Linked DNA regions of Homo sapiens: region 2 is linked to region 1. The links are chromatin contacts, found by POLR2A ChIA-PET in ENCODE. All regions are on one chromosome and are shown on one strand. Each heading gives the region's core, a stretch centred on a gene start or an enhancer-like site at or near the end of the contact. The rest is flanking DNA. Distances are from core to core; before and after follow the strand shown. Region 1 has its middle 19 kb from the start of FTH1. Region 2 holds the start of KMT5B (lysine methyltransferase 5B).

Region 1 (2,989 bases), core at 45-2,544:
TCTTCCATGGCTGAAACTCCATCCCGTTGAGCAACAACTCCCCATTTCCCCTCCCCTCAGCTCCTGGAAACCACCATTCTGCTTTCTGTCTCTATGAATTTGATTACTTTAGGTACTTCTTATAAGTGGAATCATGCAATATTTCCCCTTTTGTGATTGGCTTATTTCATTTAGCATGATGTCTTCAGGGTTATCGTTGGTATAGTATATGACAGGATTTCTGGTTCTTAAAAAAGACTGAATGACATTTCATTGTATGTATATACTACGTTTTTTAAATCCATTCATCCATCCACAGAAATTTAGGTTGCTTCCACATCGTGGCTATTGTGGATAATGTCATAATGAACATGGGGATGCAGATATCTCTTTGAGATCCTGTTTTTTATTCTTTAGGATATATACTCAGAAGTGGGATTGCAGTATCATATGGTAGTTCTATTTTTAATTTTTTGAGGAGCCTCCATATCATTTTTCATAGCAGTACACCATTTTACAATCCTACCAACAGTTTGCAAGAGTTCCAGTTTTTCCGCATCCTCACTGACACTTGATAATTTTTTTTTTTTTTTTTTTTTTTTTAGACAGAGTGTCGCACTGTTGCCTGGGCTGGAGTGCAGTGGCTCGGTCTCAGCTCACTGCAACCTCCACCTCCCGGGTTCAAGTGATTCTCCTGCCTCAGCCTCCCAAGTAGCTGGGATTACAGCCACCCACCACCACACCCACCTGATTTTTTTTTTTTTTGTAGTTTTAGTAGAGACAGGGTTTCACTATGTTGGCCAGGCTGGTCTCAAACTGCTGACCTCATAATCTGCCGAACTGGTAATCTGCCCGCCTCGGCCTCCCAAAGTGCTGGGATTACAGGCGTGAGCCACTGCACCCAGCCCACTTTTTGTTTTTTTGATAGTAGCTATTCCAATGGGCATAAGGTGATAGCTCATTGTGGTTTTGATTTGCAATTCCCTGGTGATTAGTGAACATCTTTTCATACGCTTGAAAAAAAAGACGGTGAGCATCTTTTCATATGCTTTTTGGCCTGACTGTTAAAAGAAAAACAAACAAACGGAAAGAAAAAACAAAAACAGCATCAACAAAAAAGTCCCCACGCAAACCCCATCCAAAGGTCAGCAGCCTTGAAGCTCGAAGCTAGATAAACTCATGAAGATGAGAAAAAAATCAATGAAAAATTGCTGAAAACTCAAAAGAGCCAGAGTGCTTCTTCTCCTACAAATGATTGCAACACCTCTCCAGCAAGGGCTCAGAACTAGGCTGAGGCTGAGACGGATGAACTGACAGAAGTGGCCTTTAGAAGGTGAGTAAGAACAAACTTCGCTGAGCTGAAGGAGCATGTTCTAACCCAATGCAAAGAAGATAAGAACCATGACAAAACATTACAGGAGCCCTTAACCAGAAAAACCAGTTTAGAGAGGAACATAAATGACCTGATGGAGCTGAAAAATACAACATGAGAACTTCACAGTGCAACCACCAGTATCAATAGCTGAATACACCAAGCGGAGGAAAGAATTTCAGAGCTTAAGACTAACTTGCTAAAGTAAGACAGTCAGAAAAGATGAGAGAAAAAAAGAATGAAAAGGAACAAACAAAACCTCTGAGAACTATGGGATTATGTAAAAAGACTGAACTTACAAATGATTAGGGTACCTGAAAGAGACGGGAGAATGGAACCAAGCTGGAAAACATATTTCAGGATATCTTGCAGGAGAACTTCCCCACCCTAGCAAGGCAGGCCAACATTCAAATTCAGGAAATCCAGATAACCCCAGTAAGATACTCCACGAGAAGATCAACCCCAAGACACATAATCATCAGATTCTCCAAGGTCAAAATAAAGGTTAAGGGCAGCCAGAGAGAAAGGCCAGGTCACCTCAAAGGGAAGCCCATCAGACTAACAGTGGACCTCTCAGTGGAAACCCTACAAGCCAGAAGAGATTGGGGCCAATATTCAACATTTTTAAATAAAAGAATTTTCCAACCCAGAATTTCATATCCTGCCAAACTAAGCTTTATAAGTGAAGGAGAAATAAAATCCTTTTCAGACAAGCAAATGCTGAGGTAATTCATCACCACCAGGCCTGCTTTGCAAGAGCTCCTGAAGGAAGCACTAACATGAAGGAAAAACCCATTACCAACCACTACAAAAACACACTGAAATACAAAGACCAATGAAACTATGAAGCAACTACATCAGCAAGTCTGCAAAATAACCAGCTAGCATCATGATGACAGGATCAAATTCACACAATCTTAAATGTAAATGGGCTAAATGCCCCAATTAAAAGACACAGAACAGCAAGCTGGATAGAGTTAAGACCCATAGGTATGCTGTATTCAAGAGACCCATCTGACGTGCAAAGACACACAGGCTCAAAATAAAGGGATGGAGGAAAATTTACGAAGCAAACAGAAAGCAGAAAAAAGTAAGGGAGGAAAATTTACCAAGCAAACGGAATGCAGAAAAAAAGCAAGGGTTGCAATCCTAGTTTTTGACAAAACAGAGTTTAAACCAACAAAGATAAAAAAAAAAAAAAAAAGACAAGGACATTACATAATGGTAAACGGTTCAATTTAATAAGAATAGCTAACTATCCAGAATACATGTATGCACCCAACACAGGAGCACCCAGATTCATAAAAAAAGTTCATAGCGATCTACGAAGAGACTTAGACTCCCACACAATGATAGTGGGAGACTTTAACGCTTCACTGTTAATATTAGACAGATCATCGAGACAGCAAATTAACAAGGATATTCAGGACTTGAACTCAGCTCTGGATCAAGTGGATCTGTTAGAGATCTACAGAACTCTCTACCCAAAAACAACAGCATATACATTCTCCTCAGCACCACATGGCTCTTACTCTAATTTGATCACAGAATTTGAAGTAAAACACTCCCTGGCAATGGAAAAGAACTGAAATCATAACAAACAGTCTCTCAGACCACAGCGTAATCAAATTAGAGCTT
Region 2 (2,792 bases), core at 16-2,515, 6.2 Mb after region 1:
TATCTGTAATTATTTCAGGTAAAAATGGTTTCCTCCTCTTTTGAAAATACTTCTTTTTACTACTAATTATCAATATTATAGGCGTGTTCTCAATATTAAAGACTAAAGGAAAAAAGTTATAGCTGGCAACTGCTTCCTCTAAAGATCCTACACAGCAAAGTTCAGACCTGTATGGCCATCCTCAACTACACTTTATATCAAACTGGTTTAAATCGAAAAAGGTCCACATCACAAAGAACCACAATCAATCAAATTAATTCACCTGCCCTCTATTCTAAGGAAAACTCCCCCCACTCCAGGTAAATTTCATTTGGCAAATTCTTAAAAATTAACTTCAAAGAACACATGTTCACCTCCCCAGTATTCCGAAAGTTCCACCACTTAATAAATCGTTAAGTTACTGTTCCAGACCCGGGTCCAATAAACCCAAATAGACTGAATTTCTCAGCACCCAACTTGTTTCTATCTTAATCCAGCAAGTTGCATCGAGTTGTCATTGTTCCTCCTTCCAAGGCGGAGGTGACAACGGTGCACATCATCCGCGAATACGTGGAAGGACAGACACACACCAGGGGACGCAGGGAGAGCGGATAAAGCACAAAGGGGACGCAGCGGCCGCGGGGTCGCCGGGCCACGGCCAGGGGCGCCGTCGGGGAGGAGGGTGGGCTGCAGGACGAGCTCGGGAGGGCTCCGAAATGCGCTCGGGCCAAAACAAAAACAAAAAGTTCAGCGCGGCAGTGGGAGCAGATTGGGCGAGACGGTTCACGGCTGCCCATTGGAGAAAAGGGAAAACAGAGTCCCCCAATCGCGAGCGGCGGGGCTGCTCCCCTCGTGCGGCCGCGGGCCCGGCCCCGACGCTGCCCGGCGGCCGCTACCGCTCCCTTCCGGCCGCGGCCACCACTGCAGGCCCCGCGCCGGCCCCGCACCGGCCCGGCCGCAGCCCCGCCCCCCGCGCCCGGCCGCTTGCGCCCGGCCCCGGCCCCACCCGCCCTGGCCCCGGAGCCCTGCGACCGGCCTGGGCCCGCGGTCCCCCACGTCCCTGCCCGCCCCGTCACCGAGGCCGCCCCCCGCACACCCTCGCCGGCGCCCGCCCCTCCCCCGACTCACCGCCTGCGCCGCCCCGCTCCTCCTCGGGGCGCGTCCCAGGCCCCGCTGCCCGGCCGCTGCGATGCGGGGCCGCGCCGCCGGGCCCCGCGTCCCAGTCCCCCCCAGAAAATTAATCACCAAAAATAATTCCAGAGAAAAATGGAGAGTAAAATCCAAGATGGCGGCGCGGGCCGCAGCACCGCTCGCTCCCTCCGCTGACGGGAAAAATGAGTCCCCGCAGCGTCCGAGCCCCCCGCCCCCAACCGGCCGCCGCCGCCGCCGTCGCGCCCCCCGCGCCCCCGGCCTCGGCTCGCTGCGCCCCCGGCGCCCGCCCCCGCGCCCCGCCACCCGGGGCCTCACCTCGCCTCGCGCACGGCCGCCCGTACGAAAACCGTCCGCCGGCTTCAGGACTCCGCGTCCCAGGTCCGTGCGCCGCGCGGTGCCGCCTCCGGTTCCCGGGCGTCCTCACCTCATCGCCCCGCTGCCCTGCCGCCCGCACCGCCGCCGCGTCGCCGCCCCCGGTGAGCCGCCTGGACCCCGCCCGGGCACGGTGGAAGGATACGAAAAGAAGGCCGCGGCCTCGACGGCGGAGGGACACCGTGCGGCGCAGCTGCCACAGTGTGCGCGCGCCTCCCGCCAGGCCCAGCCGCCGCGGCGCTTCCACGGGGCTCTGTGCGGGACGCGGGCACGCGCGGGGAGCGAGTTCTGTGCCGGGCGCTCCCGACGGCGGAGGGACAAAGGGCGATTCAGAGCGAGCCGTCGCCTCCCCTCGTGGCGGAGGGATTCGCGGCCGGCCGGTAGGCGGCTGGGATCCCTCCGCCCTCGCTGCCCTTTAAATCGCGGCTGAGGCGGCGTCGCCCGCGCCCCGCGGGCGCCACGTTAGGGTCCCCTGCGGCCCTTACGCGACCGCATTCCGGTCCCGGTCCCCGCGGGACCGCGGCAGCTGTCCCGGGCCCTGGGTCTTTGCACACCTGCCCCTACCAGGGACGGCTCTAGAGCCAGCCTCTCGGACTGCAGCCCTGGGGAAGGGGACCCCCCCCCCTCCCGCCGCGCGTCCCAGTTGCTCCGAGGGAGGTGGCCCCGGGCAGACGAGCGTTTTTGTTGTGGGAATGGGGGTCACTGGCAGCAGATGCACCCTAAGACCGTGTGGGCAGGCTGAGCGTTCCTGCGCGGAGCATGCGAGGGAGGAGGAGAGCGGGCGCGCCTTGGCCTGGCCCCCCGCGGGCCCCGCCGCCCCCAGCACCCACTATGTGCCCCGCGCCGTGCTCCGCTCCACTCCGGGTGTGCCCTGCGCGCTGGCCGTGCGATCCCTCCTCGGGGATCCCGGGCTGGCGGGGAGATCCTGAGGGACCGGGCCGCCTGCGAGCCGGGGAGCTGCGAAGCTTGCCTGGGCATCGATCTTGTAGTCCAGACAACAGAACGATGAGCGCGCTCCCGGCCCCTGCGGGGCTGCCCAGGGTCTCCGCGCATCCTCCCTCTCACGCGTCAGGACGACCCCCGGAGGTGGGGGCCATGTGGGTGCCACTTTACACCTAGGGAAACTGAGGCACAGGGAGTTCCGTGACCTCTATGACAACTAGTCAGGGCTTGAGCCAGAGCCCTCTTTCAGCATTCGGGTGAAAAATGCAGAATAAATCAGGAAGCGGGTGCGGAGGACCTCCAAGAAGTTGAGGTTGGCATAGGCGTGCACATGCCTGGAACTTGGT

The links. ChIA-PET counts read pairs that join two places held with the same protein, here RNA polymerase II (POLR2A).
Region 2: POLR2A ChIA-PET joins it to region 1 with 13 read pairs in RWPE1. The contact joins the promoter of KMT5B here to the enhancer-like site in region 1. POLR2A ChIA-PET finds 5 or more read pairs at or near these places in 2 of 52 experiments (CD8-positive, alpha-beta memory T cell and RWPE1).

Annotation. Positions count from the first base shown.
Region 1 is chr11:61,984,822-61,987,810 of GRCh38, forward strand. No RefSeq gene overlaps it. Among named protein-coding and RNA genes, the nearest start is that of FTH1, 19 kb to the left of the region's middle. Within about 2 kb of position 1,295, at least 4 of the 41 ENCODE cell types and tissues checked have a DNase peak (open chromatin) inside an H3K27ac peak, as active enhancers do.
Region 2 is chr11:68,212,031-68,214,822 of GRCh38, forward strand. KMT5B (lysine methyltransferase 5B) reads right to left here and starts at 1,266. Exons shown (of 11, transcript NM_017635.5): 1 at 1,108-1,266. RefSeq lists silencers at 503-972, 1,558-1,997, 2,108-2,247 and an enhancer at 1,944-2,646.